Regions from separate parts of the Mus musculus genome. Here region 1 is linked to region 2. A link is a loop called in an ENCODE intact Hi-C map of the cell type or tissue named here. Cell type or tissue: gastrocnemius. All regions are shown on one strand. Links, peaks and the distances in the headings refer to the core of each region. The heading gives the core; the rest is flanking DNA.

What was found. Hi-C counts contacts between places; a loop is a spot of excess contacts. Peaks named below come from ENCODE experiments on the same cell type or tissue, not always from the same donor. Only the 100,000 strongest peaks of a DNase experiment are listed, where the experiment ranks them.
Region 1: a loop joins it to region 2, with 7 times the contacts of the local background. A loop is called at or near these places in 16 of 42 quality-filtered maps.

The regions. Positions count from the first base shown.
Region 1 is chr9:44,655,587-44,660,961 of GRCm38, reverse strand. No RefSeq gene overlaps it. Among named protein-coding and RNA genes, the nearest start is that of BC049987, 14 kb to the left of the region's middle. In gastrocnemius, for the core only: a CTCF peak has its summit at 5,064 (motif pointing left); a DNase peak (open chromatin) is centred at 5,076; H3K4me3 peaks cover 345 bases; H3K27ac peaks cover 194 bases.
Region 2 is chr9:44,732,067-44,737,441 of GRCm38, reverse strand. It overlaps Phldb1 (pleckstrin homology like domain, family B, member 1), which reads left to right and starts at 2,244. Exons shown (of 22, transcript NM_153537.4): 1 at 2,244-2,317. Gm24166 (a small nucleolar RNA gene) reads left to right here and starts at 495; the gene lies at 495-629. In gastrocnemius, for the core only: a CTCF peak has its summit at 2,531; DNase peaks (open chromatin) are centred at 2,560, 2,982, 3,538, 4,421 and 1 more place; H3K4me3 peaks cover 3,781 bases; H3K27ac peaks cover 5,000 bases.

The DNA of each region.
Region 1 (5,375 bases), core at 293-5,292, 76 kb after region 2:
AGTAATTTATTTCAAGCCTTACAAAGTGATAAGGATTTAAATAGTCCAAGAAAATTATCAGCTTAAGCTGAGAGAGCTGAGAGAGAATTGGCTCTGGTAGAAAAGAGGTTACAGGATACCTATGTGCACTGATTGATCCAAAGTTGGACGGCATTTATTTTAGTTATTCTGCCCTCTACTCATTCTCCCACAGGAATTCTTATGCAGAGAGAAGGTAATATCTTAGAATGGATATTAGAATTTAGGTGAAAAAAATTAAAGACCTTAATAGAAAGGGCTTGCAAATTGATTGTGAAAGAAATAAATGAGACATTGTCAATCAGCTGGAATATGTCCACCTAAGATTGTGGTACCTTTTTACCAATGCTGAAATTATGGAGAGAAAATGAATACTGGCAAAGAGCTTGCAGTAAGTTTTTGGGGAGAGAAATTAACAACAAATATCCCTAAAGCAAGAGACTTAAGTTTATAAAAAGAACTAATTGGATTCTCCCTCATATAGTAAGAGTGACACCAATTTCTGGAGCCCGTCCATTCTATACTGATGCAGATAAATCAGGAAAGGCGGATGACAAGTCAGGAAAAATAAGCAAAGTGGCTCAGAGTCCTTATGGTTTAGTTAAAAAGTCAGGGCTGTATGTCATTCCTACGGTATTATTAGATTTTCCTGAATCTTTTAGGATAGTTACAGACAATATGCAGAAAGGCTTGTTTTACATATTGAAACTTCTGGGGTCCAAGAATTGTCTCACAAACCACACGGACACTGATCTTAGTCTGACAGGGATAGTTTATTGAGCATATGCCCCGGGATTGGTCACTCTGGGCCATGGTACCGATTCAGGAATTGAACCATGACCCCAAGTTAAGATCCTATAAGGTTTTTAAGCCCAAAATTCACAAGCTGTGCCAAGTTATTTCACAAATCAGGATTTAGGGATGGAGGATTTTCTTGGGAGCATGTCTTTGTTGTAGATCTATCCTGCTCCCATTGGTTGGGGTCTTCCACTCTGGCAGGGGACTTGTCTAAAATTCACGTCTTAACTTGCCAACCAGGATGTCAGTTACCCACATACATGTCTCTTTCTGCCAAGTAGGATGTCAGTTTCTAGGGAGGTCTTGGGAACTTAGACTTTACTGGACCACTACACACAATAGAAGTCTTACTCCTAATAGTTTCTTATATTGGTACAGGTGTCTCTCTTACATTGGGGTCTATCCCAGGGGCATCTTATACCATAAAAGCTTATATACAGGTGCAAGAAGTGATGTTAGGTGGTTGGTTTGGGTCCAAGCTTACTATGGGTAGAGACACCATGACCAAGGCAACTTTTTTTAATTTTAATTTTATTTATTTAGTTAGTTAGTTATTTATTGGTTTTTTGAGACAGGGTTTCTCTGTGTAGCCCTGGCTGTCCTAGAACTCACTCTGTAGACCAGGCTGACCTTGAACTCAGAAATCTGCCTGCCTCTGCCTCCCAAGTGCTGGGATTAAAAGTGTACGCCACCACAGCCCAGCTCTTTTTATTTTTTTTAAAGATTTATTTACTTAATATATGTGTGTGTGTGTGTGTGTGTGTGTGTGTGTATACTGTAGCTGTAGCTGTAGCTGTTTCCAGACACATCAGAAGAGGGCATCAGATCCCACTACAGATGGTTATGAGCCACCATGAGGTTGACTCAAGACCGTCTGGAAGAGCAGTCAGTGCTCTTAACCTCTGAGCCATCTCTCCAGCCCCCTAAGGCAACTCTTACAAGGACAACCTTTAACTGGGGCTAGCTTACAAGTTCAGAGGTTCAGTACATTATCATCAAGGTGGGAACATGGCAGCATCCAGGCAGGCATGGTGCAGAAGGAGCTGAGAGTTCTACATCTTCATCTGAAGGTTGCTAGCAGAATACTGGCATTCAGGCAGCTAGGATGAGAGTCTTATAGCCAACAACCACAGTGACACACCTACTCCAACAGGGCCATACCTTCAAATAATGCCATTCCCTCAGCAGAGCATATACAAACCATCATATTCCACTCCCTGGTCCCCACAGGCTTGTTCAAACATAGGAGTCTATGGGGCCATACCTAAACATAGCATAATGCAAAATACATTTAGTCCAACTTCCAAAGTCCTTACAGTCTATAGCTGTCTGGACAATATTAAAAGTCCAAAGTTCAAAGTGTCTTCTGAGATCCATCCAATCACTTGACTGTAATTCCAAAAGCAAGACAGGAAACCAGCTGGGCAAACTCCAAACTCTGCATCTCCGTGGCTGATGTCAAAGCGATCTTCAGATCTCCAACTCCTTTTTCATCTTTGTTGACTGCAACAAACTTCTTTCTCCTGGGCTGATTCCACTTCCTGTTAGCAGCTTTCCACAGCAGATAACCCACGGCTCTGACATCTCGAACATCTTGGGGTCTCCAAGGCAACTTCAATGTTACTGCCTCTTGTTTCAATGTCTGGGGTCCACACATGACCTTTTGGGCTTCTCCTAATGGCTGGTGTCACTTATAGAAATATATAGTTATAGCTTATAACAATAGGAAGGTCTAATCATGCTTTGAAACAGAGGGCGTAATAAAGACCTCCAGACAGACATTACACAGGGCTTTATATTAACTTTACATTTTTAAAATACTAATGAAGAAGGGACAGCAGCTGACAACTGACATTGGATAGCAGAAAAAAACTACTAAAGTAAATAAGCCAGTTTCCTTTAAAGATGTGCTAACCTCAGAATTGAAGCCAGGATATGTTGTATATTGGGGAAGAGGTTTTGTCTTTGTTTCCACAGGAGAAGAAAAGCTGTGGATATCATCAAAATTGATAAAAATTAGATTCGAACAGGAGAGAACTCCTGAATCGGTAATAGTTCATTATATGGCTTGATCATTCAGTCCAAACTAAATTATAAAGACTAACAAAAGTCTTTCATTTGATCAGGCATAAAAAAAATTAATAGTATTTTTGAATGATAATTTACCAAAGGCTCACTTGCCTTACTGGCATGAAATGAATGAAAGATGGATTTTCTTAAACCATGGTGTTTAATTCCATGTTAGAATGTTAGACTATAGATTGCCACATGGCCCACACCATCTTGGCCATCAGCTTTTGAGTTCTTAAATAAAAAAGATACTTTGGTTGTTTGGTATTAAAAACATAATTAAGAGATTTAAAATGCTTTAAGTAAATTCAAACTGTAATACTATAGTTCAAACTTGTTTTCTAAATCTCTAAGAGTCGGAGTGGCTTGGAGCTAAAATAAAATATTTGAGTAGCGGATGCCTTTCATCCCAGCAGAGAGAGAGAGAGAGACAGATCTCTATAAATTAGTTGTTTTCTAGAGTTACAGTGAACACAGTGGTGATGGCCCATGCCTTTGATCCTGCCACCCAGGTACAAAACTCAGATACAGCTCCTAATGGGTATGTTTTGCACACTAAAAAATGCATATCATAATTACAGATTATTATAAAACACTCTCTACAAGGTTCTCAAAAGGCAGCTAATTTCCAATGGGGACAGGAACAAAGAGCAGCTTTTGTGACTGCCGATAAGCTCAGATCGCTGCATGCAGCCCTAACTAATACTGAACCAGATGATAGCCTAATTATGGGAGTCATATTTATTGGCAACTGGGGACTCTTCATAAAACAAAAAGGAGCCTACCAATATTTGTCTATTGGCTTCTATTGCAAACGCTTTCCATATACAGAGAATAAATATTTTCTCTCTCTGAGAAACAAATCCGGACATTTTACAAGGCATAGATAACCTTATACTCGGTCATTGTCAACAACACTATGGTCATAAGGATGTACCTTACAATGATGGATTAGACCCATTCAAGGGTAGAGTCCTTCACAGGCTTAGCCATGGAAGCGAAGGTAATACGGCTGCCTGGTGCCTATCTGAATTCCTTCATGGCCAGGATGTGGTAGCAAAGGGATCTGTGCCTTCCCACAATGAGGAAATTCCTCAGTTGCCTATAATCAGTTGTGGGTTGGTCTGGAGCTGCTACGTATTCAAATGCTAAATTTTATACCTGTCTTAGTCAGGGTTTCTGTTCCCTCACAAAACATCATGACCAAGAAGCAAGTTGGGGAGCAAAGAGTTTCTTCAGTTTACATTTCCACATTGCTGTTCATCACCAAAGGAAGTCAGGACAGGAACTCACACAGGGCAGGAACTTGGAAGCAGCAGCTGATGCAGAGGCCATGGAGGGGTGCTGCTTACTGGCTTACTTCCCCTGGCTTACTCAGCTTTCTTTCTTTTTCTTTTTTTTTGGGGGGGGAGGGGGGGGTGGAGACAGGGTTTCTCTGTATAGCCCTGGCTATCCTGGAACTCACTTTGTAGACCAGGCTGGCCTCGAACTCAGAAATCCGCCTGCCTCTGTCTCTCAAGTGCTGGGATTAAAGGTGTGAGCCACCACGCCCGGCTTCTCAGTTTGCTTTCTTATAGAACCCAGGACAACCAGCCTAGGAATGGCACCACCCACAAGGGGCCCTCCCACCCTTGATCACTAATTGAGAAAATGCTTTACAGCTGGATCTCATGGAGGCATTTCCCCAACTGAAGCTCCTTTCTCTGTGATAACTCCAGCTGTATCAAGTTGACAGGTAAAACCAGCCAGTACGATTGACATCTTGTCAACTTGACACACAAATAGCAACAAAACCCAAAACCCAAACCAAAACAACAGCAACAACAACAACAACAACAACAACAACAACAACAACAACTACTACTACTACTACTACTACTACTACTACTACTACTACTACTACTACTACTACTACTACTACTACTACTACTACTACTACTACCTACTATTACTACTATTTTGTCCTAGAAAGATATAACTTGTTAAAAAAGGAGCCCCCAGAATTAGATTTGGGACAGGATTTTGTTCTTAATCTTTCCAGGAGAATAAAAGCATTCGACTAAGGAATCTAGACGCCACTGGACAAGTGTAACATCGGAGGAAAAGAAAACGTCCTAAGGAAAAAAAAGAGTAAATTGGCTGAATGGAATCACCCACGTCCAGCTTGTCTCTGCTGCCCCCTACAGACATAAGTGACAAATGGTCTTTACGTGGTCCCAATTCAGTGAAACTTATTTAAAATTAAAGCTGGCTTTGGGCCTGGAGCGTGGCTCTCTCCTTCTCTAAACCCACACATGCTTGTTAAAGGCTACAGTAGGCCTTGGCTTCGTAGAAGAAGAAGAAAACTGAACGGAAGGACCAACGAAGTTGGAGCGGAAGACTCGGGCAGGTCTGCAAACCAGCTCCTAGCTGTTCTTATAAACACTTCACGTAGCCGGTGTGCTGGATCCCAGCACTCTGGAGGGAGAGGCAGGCAGATCTGTGAGTTT
Region 2 (5,375 bases), core at 314-5,313:
GTTGGTCTCTGCTTTCTTCTCTTCCTCCCACTTTGCGCTCGGAGCCGAGCTCCCAGCTGCTCGACCTCTTGCATAACTGTGAGAGAGCACTGGGCTTCTTGATGGGCTCCAGATGTGGAGTGGGATGAGGGTGGAGGGGTGGGGGCAGAAGGTCTTTAGTCCCCTGAGTGCTCTAACTGTGGGAACACAGAGGCTGGACACAGCAGGAGATAGGACAAATTTCATAGAGCCTTGATCATAGTGTCAGCTGGACAGTGAGACACTGAGAAAAAATTAGGTGCTATTTTAGAGCCCCCTGCCTCAGCGTCGTCACCTGCCTCTGGCGGGTTTAATGATTGCCTGACCAAGTTAGTCAGCAGCCACCCGAGGTTAAGAAAAAGATGGAAGAATTTGAGATCCCCCTAATCAGAACCCCTCTCCAAATGCTAAATTTGCAACAAGATGATTTTGTTTTGCTTTCTCTTTTTGTTCAAAAAACCAAAAACAAAAACAAAATGGCCCTGAATCAAGGCTGCAGTTTACTGAAGCTGTTGGTTTCAAGCAGGAGCCTAAAGAAATATCTTTCTGTGGTCTGTTGGCCATTGCAGAAATTGTAAGTCTTATGGTCAATTCATTAGAAAGAAACATCTGGAAGAAAAAAGAAAAAAAAAAAAACCAAAAAACCACCACCAACAACAACACACTAGAGCAGCATGAAAAATACTGTTGTGATTGACATATGCCTCAGGAAGGTTGGCCAGAGCTGAAATTGTTCCTTGAGCCTCAAATGATACGAAGAGAGGTAAAAAGAAGCTGCTTATATCTTGGGACTTTCTGGTGACCACAGTGCACTTGTCACCTCTGTTAGCTAGAGGAGGTGGCAGGTAGGACTCCTTCTCCTCCTCCCTCTTGTTCATTGCTCCACAGTCTCAGGTTTAATCGCCAGCTGTGGATGCCCCCTACTAATGCTAGTTCTGTCAATGAGTGACCAAATTCCTGCAGTTCAGTCTCCTGCCATTCCTGAGAGAGAGAGAGAGAGAGAGAGAGAGAGAGAGAGAGAGAGAACACAGAACAAAAGCCACTGGAACAGAACTGGGTTTGTCCATTCCAAAGAGGACTTTCATTTTAAATTTTCTCCAACCCATCCCATCTGGACCTTAAGCCAGACTTGGGGGCTTCCTGCTTGTTCCTTCACTGAGGAAAAGCCTCTGCCAATCCTTTAGTGCAGGTTAAAGAGGCCCAGTCTAGTCTGAGTTCAGCTCCCATGAGGCCTCCCAGCCGTCTCCTGGGGCAAGAGCAGGCTTTGCAAGGTGCGGCTACACTGTCAGCTTGGATTTCGGGGTGCGGGTTGGACTGCTGAATGACTTCGCCAGGCTGGGCTTATAGACTGCCCCCCTCCCTCTTTTCTTCCTCAAACTCCCACTCTTCAGCCAACCTGGTGTCTTTCTACCCTGCCTCCAGCTCCAGCTGCAACCCAACAATTCTTTAGTGGAGGTGAATGGACAGAGGCAAAAAGGCCGGCTCCATTCAGCTTTCCTGGGTCCTGTGGTTTGCACCACACTTTTTTGTTTGTTTTTGTTTTTTGAGACAGGGTTTCTCTTGTGTAGCCCTGGCTGTCCTTGAACTCATTCTGAGACCAGTCTGGTCTCGAACTCACAGAGATCCACCTGCCTCTGCCTCCCGAGTGCTGGGAAAAAGACCACCATCATTTGGCTTACAGCACACTTTCAACGGACCTTGCCTTCACGTTCATTTCTGAAGCATGGTGTGCAATTATTAAATCGACAACTCTCTATGGTGGGGCTTGGAACAGCAAAGGGTAGGGGCTGACCTGGGTGCCCTCAGTTGATGTTCTGAAAGGAAATTGAGCATCTGTGGTAGGGCTGCGCTAGGACTCATGGGGAGTCAGGGGACGATTCAGGCATCTTGGGTAGGCGGAGGTAAATAAAGAAGTGCTTCGAGGCCCAGAGTGGAGGGTGGTCTAGGAGGGTCGGAAGGGGAGGGTGAGAGGAGAGTTTGCACGGTGGTGGCCCTGGTGGTGGTGGTGGAAAGCCCAGCTGTACAGATGAACAAAGCGGGCGCTGTGCAAGCGGGGGAGGTGCTGCTGTGGGAAAAGCTGGGTGGGGGCCTTGGGCTCCAGCACCACAAGGGCGTCTTCTCTAGCTGGCCAGGCGGACAGGACGGGATGGGGGCGGGGACTCAGGGAAGCGGGGCGGGACAGTCTCCCTCTCCTCCTACTCAGCTGGCTCCAGGGGAAAAGCAACAGAGTCTTCGCCAGCCTGAGGCCGCCGCGGCCCACTTGGGCAAAGGGGCCGGTGTCCCCCCAACTCCCCACAAGGTAAGCGTGCCCCTCCCACTATGCCTCGGGGTTCCATTCGCCGTCTGGCTGAGTCTACAGAAGGGAAAGTCCCCGGGACCAGACGAGACCAGTCTGGCCCAGCGAACTGGGTAGAAAGGTGCGGAAAAAGGGGGCCATGCCAGGTGAGTGCGTTGGCGGAAGGGGCTTTGTGGGCCGCCCTCGGCGAACTGCTTGCTCTTGCCCTCCTGAGTCGTTGCCAGCGCCACCGCCAGAGGGGGCCCTGGTATTAAGTGGAGGAATTCCCCCCCCCCAAGTCTTGCGGGATCTAGATCCTCCTGTGGGCACCCCGATGGCCAGTATCCCACACTTGCAGTCTCGGGTTGGGTACGCGCGCGGGACCTTGTCTACAGCATCGCACATGGTTCCTCTCCACATCAGCAGGACCACAGGAAGGGGGATCCCCTAGGCGTCTCCGCTCTTGTCCTCGTTCCAGCTGCCTGGATGGACTCAAAAAGATGTGGAGTTCAACTCTGAGGCGTGGGAGGGAGTCAGGGAGGGATCCTGGGGTTTCCATGTCTAGGGTCTCCTGGGCACTTTTCCAGGACCCCCGTTATCTATGAGGGTCCCCGGCGACCTGGGATGACTGAGCCGTTGGCTCCCGCTCCGCCTCCGCGGTCTGGATCCAAAAACAGCGCGGAGTTCCCCAGCCGAGGTCGAGCGCCGTCATCGGACTCCCCCGGGATGGGGAAGCGAGGGTAGGCGGCTGGGTGGGGTCGTGGGGCGCGGGGTTGCCCTGGCGCCGCGGACGCTTCCGCCCAGGCCAGCGCAGCGGGGATTTGGCTCGCGACTGCGCGGCCCGGCGGGGGACCCAGTGAGCCGGGGTGGGGCTGCATTCTGGGCCCGTTAGCTCAGCGGTCCCGGAGGCTCCCGGAGACTGACTCATCGCACTTCGGGCTCACTCCACAGCGGTCACACAAACAGAACTGGCCACTAACACGGGCGTCCGCACAGCTCCCACGCACAGCATCCCACGCCTCACCTCCGCGCACCCGCAAGACACGTCACACCGACAGTCCAGTGTCACCCCACGGGTGCACACGTGAATCCTCACATGGGCCTCGACTTCACACACTTAGTCCGCTTCACACCACGCACTCCACGCGCTGGGAAGGGTCGCCCGGGAAGACTGCTCCACTCACGCAACCTCCCCGCACGCACGCACCTCCCTCCACATGCCAGCCCCCTTCCTGCAGCTGCGAGGCCGCCCCCTTTCCCTGCTGTGCAAACAAGCGACTTTTTCTCTCTCTGCCCTGCTGAAGAAAGGCCGCTTGTCCCCGGGGCCGGACGGGCGGGGCTGCCGCAGCAGGCGACCCAACACTGCTGCCTTGTCCCACCCGGTGGCCTGGGGAGGGCCGAGCCTCTGCTGTGGGGAGATCCACGAACCCTGCGGGTTTCCGAGAAGTGCACCTTTCCAGCGTCGCTCCCCAATACTCCTCCACCCCAACTACTCTTCCCAGCTCTGTCTACTCTGTCCCCAGACTGTGCAAGACTCTGTTCTCCCGCTGCTGGGGATTCCTCTTTTCCTAGCTGCCCTCCGGTTCCGTTCCCCGCTCCAAGGTGCTCTGAAGCGCCTGGTTTATCCTCTCCTATTTGGGGAATGTATGCTAAGTCTGCCCCCTCCCTCCCCATCACCACCACTCATGCTTCTTAGGGTTCCCTGGCCTTCCCTACAGTCTATTTTCCTAGTTCACTATCTCATCCCCAAAACTGCTGTTATTTTTTGAGACAAGGTCTCATGAAGCTCAGGCCGAGGCTGGCCTTGAGTGTCTGATATCCTGTCGCCACATCCGGAGTACAGGGAATTAGGTTTACAGGCATGTACCACCACACCCAGGCTCTCCTCACCAGCTTTCAGTATTTTCTCCTGACTTCACACTCTATTATCCCTGCACCTCGTCCTTTCTACAAACCCCCCTTTCTCTCTGCCTATTTTTATTTCTAATTTCTTCTCTACACGCCTGGCTTTGGACACTCCCCCTGCCTCTCCTGGGCATTCTGCCCGCCCGGCCTCAGTTTCCTTCCCGTCCTGACTCCTTCCTCTGCCGGTGGCCCTTCCTCGAGGGCGTATGTGAGCAGGGAAGACGAAAGAAAGTCATTGTGACCAGAAAGGCCTTGGCCTACTGCTCTGCATTGCCCCTCTAGAGCCACCATTTGACTCCTGTGAGACCCAGGTGAGGGAGGGGGACCTGGCATTTTGCTCCAAGGCTGGCTTTGGACCTTTCATCTTGGGCCCCTTGGGATCCCAAGGACTTTCTTCAGTGCTCACTGGTGTCAGGGCTGGTTGGCTCTTCCCAGAACTCCCTTCACCTTTGTTCAGGTGTTAAGACCCGGAGACAGGTGGTGTTGGCTGTTAGCACATTGGGGATGGGGCTAGGGTTACCTGTGTCAGACCCCAGTCCTTATGCTCTAGTGTATCTTTCCCTATGTTGATAATACAGGCACAGCCAGGCCCTTGCTACCTGACTAGCTGGCTAGGAGGTGCTTAGCTTTCTGCATCTGGGTGCAAGAGGGTTACAGAGAGGGCTAGGCCTGCTCTTCAGCAGTGGAAGCCACACCACAAGGCTTTTTTTTTGGCAACTGGGCATAGCTGAGTGGGTAATTAAAGCCCTGGATATAGATAGCCACTCAATGGGACCATAGCAAGCCAGCCAGTGGAGGGCGTCAGGGGACAGCACAGCTTCTCCAAGGGACATGGGATTAGGGTCAGAGAAGAGGCCACCTAGGCCACGGTGAGATCCCTCTATCAAAGCACCATCTGAGCCCAGGTCAGGTTGGTCTGGTGTCTTTTTCCTCTGCTGTGGGTTAGGTTTCTGAGCTGAGGCCATAGCCTCGTACCTTCCAATTGCTGTGCGGTTTCTTATCTTCTCTTTACACCTCTCTCCTTATCTCCACCTCTCATTTCACCTCCTTATTCCTGTCTAGCCTCTCCTTGAGTCACTCTTATTTCCTCGCTAACCTAATTTCTTTACAACCTTTATCTCCACTTGAATTTATTCTCTGTAAATAAGTAAGGGCTTCGCAGGTGACAGTGACAGTA